2 separate regions of the Homo sapiens genome follow, and region 1 is linked to region 2. Evidence: chromatin contacts called from ENCODE Hi-C or POLR2A ChIA-PET data. All regions are on one chromosome and are shown on one strand. The core of a region is the stretch at or near the end of the contact, and the rest is flanking DNA. Distances in the headings are between cores, read along the strand shown.

The links. Hi-C counts contacts between places; a loop is a spot of excess contacts on that map. ChIA-PET counts read pairs that join two places held with the same protein, here RNA polymerase II (POLR2A). Pooled maps may share reads with other maps.
Region 1: a map of CD14-positive monocyte shows a loop between it and region 2 (3-fold over the local background). The contact joins two enhancer-like sites. A Hi-C loop is called at or near these places in 13 of 168 maps with a recorded cell type or tissue (CD14-positive monocyte, CD8-positive, alpha-beta T cell, MCF 10A and 9 more) and 13 of 50 pooled maps. POLR2A ChIA-PET finds 5 or more read pairs at or near these places in 13 of 52 experiments (CD4-positive, alpha-beta memory T cell, H1, IMR-90 and 8 more).

The regions. Positions count from the first base shown.
Region 1 is chr2:160,401,917-160,406,366 of GRCh38, forward strand. All of the region lies in intron 1 of RBMS1 (RNA binding motif single stranded interacting protein 1), which reads right to left. Among named protein-coding and RNA genes, the nearest start is that of MIR4785, 3.7 kb to the right of the region's middle. Within about 2 kb of position 1,540, at least 8 of the 41 ENCODE cell types and tissues checked have a DNase peak (open chromatin) inside an H3K27ac peak, as active enhancers do; they include CD14-positive monocyte, PC-9 and mammary epithelial cell, where a contact is called at or near this core.
Region 2 is chr2:160,348,974-160,353,584 of GRCh38, forward strand. All of the region lies in intron 2 of RBMS1 (RNA binding motif single stranded interacting protein 1), which reads right to left. Among named protein-coding and RNA genes, the nearest start is that of MIR4785, 57 kb to the right of the region's middle. Within about 2 kb of position 3,083, at least 5 of the 41 ENCODE cell types and tissues checked have a DNase peak (open chromatin) inside an H3K27ac peak, as active enhancers do; they include CD14-positive monocyte, PC-9 and mammary epithelial cell, where a contact is called at or near this core.

The DNA.
Region 1 (4,450 bases), core at 290-2,789, 51 kb after region 2:
TTTTTTAAAAAAATGTGGTTGAGAATTTCATTTTCAACCTCAGGTCCTTACCCTTTTTCAGGCTGCCCCTCATTCTAAACACAGTCCATTCTTAGAGGCTGTAAACACGGTCCATTCTTAGGCGACTGTGTCAAGGTCTCCCTAGACCACACAGAAGTCTCCTAGGACCACCCGCTGTTGCTTGCTCTGTGGGGACATTAATAATAGCACCTTAGAAGGATTAACAACTACCCTGTGAAGTGGGCACTATTATCTTTACTTAGCAGAAACTCAGACTTAGGGAGGTTAAGTGAAAAAGCATGCAAATGGTAGAGCCACAACTTAAGCCATAGTCTTTCAATTAGGTAGAGTGCAGGCGGAAGCATGGACCAAATGGTTCAAGGAGGTAAAATGTGAAACGTGCGTTATCAGGGCCTAAGGAATATGCTAAGGGGCAAACTTTTCAGTGGAAAAAGTAATAGTATGTCTTATTATCATGATTTTTTTTATAATGAGTTTTAAAAAGCGAATTGGATTTCCCTGAGAGAGGGCTGCTAGATTTAGCAAATTCAAAAATGCAGTGTGATGAAAATCTGGGACATACTTATACTAAAAAATTATTCACTGTTTATCTGAAATTCAAATTTAACTCAGTGTCTAGTATGTCATCTGTGAAAGCCTTTATAAAACAAACAAAAAAACACTAATACATTCAAGAGCTACAATTCCCACATCTGAAATCTGGACACTGTGGGCCACATGTCTTTGGGAGGCCAAGTAAAGGGAAGTGTAGTGAGGCCACAGCTGTTCTTGACGGGCTTTCTTTTTCCTAGTAGCAGACACAGCCCTTGACTCCAGGGACCTAGCTTTCACCATGTAGGCCACTTAAGATGTCACTGCCTCAAAACTCCAGACCTTCTCTATATGGATGCTATGAAGATTAAATATGACTGAGGTTTATACATCCTTAAAATATTTATTTATTGGGTGAGTACTTTATAAATATATTCTCAGAAACCTGGATCAGATAGACTCTTACCCTCCTAAGAAAGGTCTCAAAAATAAAAGTACTAATATATGGTGAGCCCAGTTGACAGTAATCTCTAAAAATAAGGAAAAGTAAAAAACTAGAAGTATGTTCAAAACCTGAAGTGAACTATGGAACATGTAATGAGATGCCAAAACGGTCCCTAGTAGAAAAAGTGGACAATCACGATGAATTGTACAGTTTTCAAATGGCTATGTATGGGTAGATTTTAAAATATCATCATCATGACTCATAGATCCTACCTGACCACAAATACACAGAGATAACATAACATAAAAATGGGCCAATACCTTACTTATACATACCAATTTACCTTTCTGCTACTCTCCACTAAACCTCCAATCTCTGTAGCTTGAAGACGTTTACTTTCTTTAAAACAACAACAAATTGGGACTGTTTCAGGCAGTGTTCATTTAAATATCTTCTATGCACAAGTTTAATCTTCAAACTTTAACAAAACCCAATCTACTAAACACAAATTGCTGTGAACAGAAACTGCCTGAAGAGGATTAATCAACAGCTTTGTATGTCATCCTCTAAACAAGGCCAAACACTGAATCACTGTTGAATTCCTCACGTGCAGCTACACCCAGTTAATCTTGAAGAAGGCAGTAAACTATGTAAATCTACTTAAACTGGGAAGATAAGTACTTCCCTCATCAAAAGTTAGCAACATTTAACAAGTACAACTATTGGAGGGCAAGACCATTAAACACACACAGATATAAACACACACATACACACATGCAGAAAAATTTTGCATTCACTCCCCTACCTCCAAAACCCTACTGGAAACCACTAGGACAACATACTGCTTAGCAAAAAAGGCCTTCCTACATGCCACGATGTGCAGAAACCAAAGTATGGTTGGTTTGTAACTTAGCTACCTCAAGAAAGCAGTTCCAAAATGGAAGGAAACAGGAAGAGGAGTAGCTAATAAAAGAATTCAAGAAACAACACAAAGGAAAAATGAAAATACCAATTTTCTATATCTAAAAGCCTTTGAGTATAAATCACTTTTTTTGTTTCAAAACACACTAAAATATTTTCATAGCTACAAAAGTCCTGATAAATGGTTTCATTTTGGTTTTTGGGGTGCTCTTTTCATACGATCAGATTGGATTTGCTTAATGAACACCATATACTTCAAAGTCACAGTCAACAGTAATAGAACGTACACATTTGTCCACTGAGACTTGAACCAATCATCTTTATTTAGATACTGCCTACTCGGTTATCACTCCATTCAAAAGCTTCTCACTTTGACTTGAGCTGAGCAGGTGTATTTCTAATGTGCTCACAGGCCTGTGAGGCAGGAAAATCCTGTTGATCCCAGATGATGCCAGAGATCAGTACTCCCTGATGCCCTAGCTACACTACGTGGGGGCAGGTGAGAGATGAGTACCAACCACCGCTGCTTTAACTGAAACTAGCTCACTCCTACACAGTCGACCCTCCGTATAAAGAGGTTCTGCATCCGCCTACTGTGGATTAAAAATATTTCAGGGAAAAGCAATAAAAATAGCAATAAAACAATTTGAAAATAATACAGTATAACAATTATTTACATAGCATCTACATAGTATCAGGTATTATAAGTAATCTAGAGATTAAAGAATACGAGAAGATGTACATAGGTTATATACAAATACTACGCAATTTTATATCAGGACCTTGAGCCATCCTGGAACCAATCTTCCTCGGATGCTGAGAGATGACTGTATATGTAAAATGTAGAAAGCTTTAAGAGTTGTACAATCATTCAGTACAGCCACATTTTTATATCAATGCTGCTTCCAAACATCACAAACTTACCATCTGTATCATCCATTTGCTTCATCATTCACCTCCTAGCTCACAAGTTCTCCCTCCCCAAAAAGGTGGGAGGAATCCCTAAACTGGACTTCTGAGATTAGAAGGGTGATGGGCTATGATGCAGATAAGTTCTCTATGGGTTGCTATTGAGCAGTACATGTAGGCAGGCAGCCGTAGTGTGGTGGCTTGGAAGGGAGTGATTGTCAGGGTTCAAATCCTGGCTCTGCACTTTGAGTTGAATAGACTTTGGGCAATTTGCTTAATCTATGCCTCAGTGTTCTTAATTGTAAAATGGATATACAAATATTGCCTGCCTCACAGGGCTTTTAAGATGACTAAATGAGTTAATCTGCCAAAAACATTCAGAACAGCAATCAGCAGGTAGTGAAGTACTCAATGAAAGTTAGCTACTACTACTATGTATGTATAATGCAAGTGTGATTCCAAACCATTACGGTGTTTTTTCCAAAGGTGACTGTAAAGTATTCCTTACATTCCATTTTTTTTTTTTCTGGCAAATTAGCTGAGATCAGCTCTAACAGCTGATTATGTATTTCTAGACTAAAATCAAACTGCATCATATACCTAAAATCTGCCAATTCTTTCATCAAAATGAACAAACTAATATGAACTGCAAGGTTGAAGCTTAACATCACAAAATCTTATAAAAAGCATTAATTAGACTTCCCATTTAGGCTAAGCCAGGATGAGATCACAAAGTCACTCATGGTAACCAGGTCCCCGCGCTGGAAGTGTGCTTTCCCAGTGAATGGCTAAATACTAACAAAAGAAACCTTTGACTCAAATACCACTGGTACCCGGGGTCTTGTGTCTGTATAATGCCTACACATTCATTTCTTTCTTTGCCTATAGAAAAAAGAAAGTCTGTTTGTTTTTCTGATTCAGTCAGCCCTTTTAGTCTTTGAATCTAAGGAGAGCCCTGTGAAAAGAAGAGCATCTTATCAGCGTGCTCCAGACCAGCAGGCTACCCCCCTTCACACACAAAACCTCCAGCCCCTCACAGCCAAAGGCCTCGCCCTCAGAGCCTTTTCCCCATTTCAGAGCTAACACCCCGCCGGGTTTTGACAACAAATAAATGAATACACAAGGCCCTAACATAATTAGCCATCTTTTCAGGTAGAGTGAGGTGGGTGGGGGAGGAGGGGTTGCAAGGGGAATGTTTATTGTAAATTGGCTGCATTTATGAAGTTGATGTAAGTGTACTGGATCCGAGAGCATTTCTTTTAAATGAAGCCACATGAAATGACTTCGAGATGCCTGCTTCTGAATCTTGACTATCTTAGCATATCCTTCAGCCGAGTCATAAATGCAGATTTTATTTATTTAATTAATTAAAGGAAAGAACTTCTTAACCCAGGTAAAAGTTCCATGGACTTCCACATCAAGGGCACACAGACCACGGTGTGTGTTTACTGCCTCTTTAAAGAAAAGTTAACATAGAAAAGAACCAAAGACCAGAAGGCAGAAAACATTTCTTTTCGACACTGCCAAAATACTTGCAAATACACTTACGCTAGGACATACACACAAAAAAGAATGACTCTGACGACAACAAGACCTAAACATAATCAATAATCCTGTAAATAC
Region 2 (4,611 bases), core at 1,833-4,332:
GCAAGGTTCCAGGACCTTAGAAAGATGAAGAGAAATCCTTTATTTCTCCTTTTTTGGATCACAGAGCAGAAAGGAATCTGCCAAGAGTTTCAAATAGCTTTCCTCTTGCATGCCCACTCTGATGAGTTACTAGTGGTTGTATTGTATAGGGAAAGATTCCGAGGCTCAGCCAGGCACAGTAGGAAAGAGTATTCTCATCTATTTATTAGCAATTCTGCCAGGAGAGAGGAAATGAGGTGGTACATGGCCACTTGCTTGTTTATTTCTGATCTCTGGTTTAATTTGCTGATGTCACCAATGAAGAGCCAGAGGCTAAAAGTATCTGATTATTTACCACTGCTTAATAGATGTATTTATTCGTAGCCTGCTTCATTACAAAAATGACTTGATGTGTTACAGAAATACACATAACAATAAATAGATGAAAAAAATCCAGGATGATAGAGAAGAATATGTATCATGTGGGAGGATAAAGTTTGTTCTTGTGGCAAATCCTAGAGCCTTCATTTTCAACACAGCCTTTCCCAGCACTGAGTAATCCACATTCACTACATTTTAGTTGCTCATCTCAGAGACAGAAAGAGAGAGAGAGAGAGAGAGAGAGAGAGAAAGGAAGGGAGGGAGGGAGAGAAATATGTACCCCAGGAATAGGTCATGAGTTTGGCTATCAAGATAAAAATGCCTCCGCAATTAGGGATTTGGGCTCATACCCAGCCTTCCTTTGTGCCATATAAAGCAGCATTTTATTCTTTCATTCAAAAATATTTACTGATTTTGCTTATAATAAGCAAAAATAAGCAAATTATACAATATGTTAGGGGATGGTATTATGACAATAGCACAAGCAAAGCGGGGTGGGGGGGTGGAGGGGGGTTGAGATTGAGAATGCCCAGGTGAAGTGGAGGCAGATTACAATTTTTTAAAGGGTGGCTGAAGTAAGCTGATGGAGAAGGTGACATGAGCAAGGTCCTGAAGGATATGAAGGAACAAGTCAGAAGGATCCAGGGGAGGAGCAGTGCAGGCAGAGGAGGAAAACCTGGTGTAAGGCACGTGGAAGGCCTGGTGCACTTAAGAAACACCAAGGAGTCCACTATGGCTGAAGTGAAGTGATGGAGGACAGTAAGGGGAGATAAAGTCAGAGAAGTTATGGGGAGAGGAGGCAGAAAATATAAGGTCTTGTAGCCATCGTAAGACAGCCTGGCAACCGTGTCAGTGTGGCAGCAGCACTCCGAGGACCCTGCTGATGGAAGTTTTAAACACTAACAGCATTACAAGTGGAGAATGGAAGACTGCCTAATCTGCTCCCATCCAAGATCATTTAGGAAGCATCTCCTCATTTCTCCTCAATGTGGTATTAAAATTCTTCTGCCCTGGACATTTGTCAGTGGTGGGACCCATGGAGTACATCTTGGTCTAGCAGTATCAGAGGTCAGAAAAACCATTACATCTGTGTAATAACAATGAGGTACAAATGAACAGCCCTGTAAAGAAATAAAAGCAATCCAGAAAGACTCACAACAGATATATCATTACTGTCTACACAAGCCAAGGAAACGCTGGTACTGTTAGGCAGACATTGAAAGGAAAGCAGGGGAGAGGAGGAAAAGAAAGGAATGAACAACAATGGCATGATGAACTGCTTCCAGAAGAATGTTCCTTCATGCTCAAGGCTGGGAATTTATCAAGAGGTTTATCAGGAACTCAGGTAGAGAATGAAGCAGACGGCTGCATAGTATTCCATGGTGTATATGTGCCACATTTTCTTAATCCAGTCTATCATTGTTGGACATTTGGGTTGGTTCCAAGTCTTTGCTATTGTGAATAGTGCTGCAATAAACAAACGTGTGCATGTGTCTTTATAGCAGCATGATTTAGAATCCTTTGGGTATATACCCAGTAATGGGATGGCTGGGTCAAATGGTATTTCTATTTCTAGATCCTTGAGGAATCGCCACACTGTCTTCCACAATGGTTGAACTAGTTTACAGTCCCACCAACAGTGTAAAAGTGTTCCTATTCGCCATAAAAAAGGATAAGTTCATGTCCTTTGTAGGGACATGGATGAAGCTGGAAACCATCATGCTCAGCAAACTATCTCAAGGACAAAAAACCAAACACCGCATGTTCTCACTCATAGGTGGGAACTGAACAATGAGAACACTTGGACACAGGAAGGGGAACACCACACACCGGGGCCTGTCGTGGGGTAGGGGGAGGGGGGAGGGAATAGCATTAGGAGATATACCTAATGTAAATGACAAGTTAATGGGTGCAGCACACAAACATGGCACATATATACATATGTAACAAACCTGCACATTGTGTACATGTACCCTAGAACTTAAAGTATAATAAATAATAAAAAAAAAAGAGAGAATGAAGCAGATGCATACCTCACAGGAGGTTTAAAAGTCAGAACCAATACTTTTAAATTGTGATTTATTAAGCAGGCAAAATACAGGTAATACAAACCTCTGCATATGAAACACATATCCAGGCAAGTTGCTGAATGTTTCCTGTCTTCAAATAATTAAAGGCGGGGCAATTAATTCAATGCCAAAGTAAATTCCTACCAAGAATGGGTATAAGAAAAATCACATTTTAAAAAACTTTCAACAAAGATGTCAATCAAGCTAAAAGTTGCTAGAAATCATGATTTTGAGTATTTGCTGACTTTAATGTTTACTGACAGTCCAGGAAACTGTTGTGCATCCACTAATTTCTTTGCAGGGCCATTAAGAGAAGGGACCAGATTCTCCTTTCCAATGGAAATGCATTAGATATCCAAAATATCAGCATTCCCAAGTGAGCCACTTTGATAATAAAAATAACGATTGCTATACAAACTGAAAAAAGAAGGTGACTAAGCAATGTTCCTTCTGTGATTTTAAGGGTAGTCAAACAGAGAGCATGAGAAACATTTGCTTCTACCTCTTTCCCCAAAAAGTTTGAGGCTGCTGGCAAAAATATATGCAACACCACAAGACAAAAATAGATATAAAGTTCAAGGTAAGTGAAGAAAAAATCAACCCAGGAGTAGTTTTTCCACAGACACATGAACCTGAAAGTGAGATCCTGCAGAGCTGCTAATGTTGGATGCAAAGCTGACTCATAACTTCTTAGTAGTGAACATAGGGAAATACAACATTACGAAATTGAGTATTCATTAGAGTAAAACCAGGTCCTGGGCTTAAGAGAAGTTCTGTTTTTCCCAGCTCTAATGCCGGAAGGAGCGTCTTCCTGTGGTTCCTCCTAAAAGCCATACTCTATGTGCAATGCACGGTCAAGGGATCACCTGGGGCCCAAGTACTGGAATTCTACAAGGGCAAATAGCTATGTGGTTAATGCACAAGGCTTTCTGATAATATTGCTGCATCCAGGGATAAATGGCACATTCCTTGGAACAGTGGCTACCAAATTAGGCTCTGAAGAAGTACTTTAGGGGTTCCATCAATTTTCCATATGAATATTTTGTATTTAAAGACTTCTTAGCCTTTAAGTACAAAAACAAATAATAGGAAATGCAGGCAAATATATAGCACAACAAATGTTAACTTACTGATGACCACATCTACATTAAGTTGCTTCAAGTGCTGACACTAGACAAATGTATCTCCTGCTATCTCTTTGTATAAGTGAGTCACCGATTAGGAAAGTTGTAACTCTGCGTTGGTATTCTTTTGGAAATTCAAGTCTGCACATGTCCGTTCATATAAAACTGTACAAATGACCTACACATCCATCATGCTCAAACAAATGCCAGGCCAAGAGCAGGTACAACTAGTTGGCACACACCCTCACCATGATCTAATAGACAGCTGTATAATACTAAAGTGCCTACCGCGTTGCATCATGATAAAGTGACATCATTGACTGGTACTGATGCTAAGTTTTGGGTGCTTCTGGTCTGACTTTTATATCTATTATGAGGCACGTGAATAGCTGTATTATTATGAATTCAATGTTGAGGCAAAAAAATTATTTCCAGTTTCTATTAAGATTAATTCAAGGGGATATCAAGACAAAATGAGCTTGTTAAAAATTAAAACCTTTTGCAGCTGCATAAGGATTTTCCAAATGTCATACAACCAAAACAAAATACAGAAATAAATTAGGTATGTTACTGATACTGTTCTGCAACTGTTATCCACATTTTTGAGTTTATCAAAACTGTCTCACTGTTCTCCCTGATAAGTTTATAAATGTAAATTTGTACTTATAAAGCATATAATTAAAAATACCACTTATAAATATTTTTGTATATAGTTTTGTTGAACATTTTTTTAAAACTACACTTGCTGGACTAGTTCTCTTAAACATGTCAGGAGATGCTGATTCTGTCAACCCTTGGAGACTGGGTGGGGCCTGTCACCTCCAGCAATGACCAGCCTCATCCATAGGTGGCAATCCAACATAATCTAATTCAATGCCAATATAACATAATACAAATATTATCCTTTCCTCTGTCTGCCAAGTTGGGAAGCTCTGTGATGAACAAAGAAACTCCAAATCCTTCATACAATTCTTCATAAATCTTATTTCTTCGAAGAGCTTGTGTCAAGACCTGCCCAGTGGAGAGGACAAAGTTAAGTTCTTTGGCAAGAAACTGAA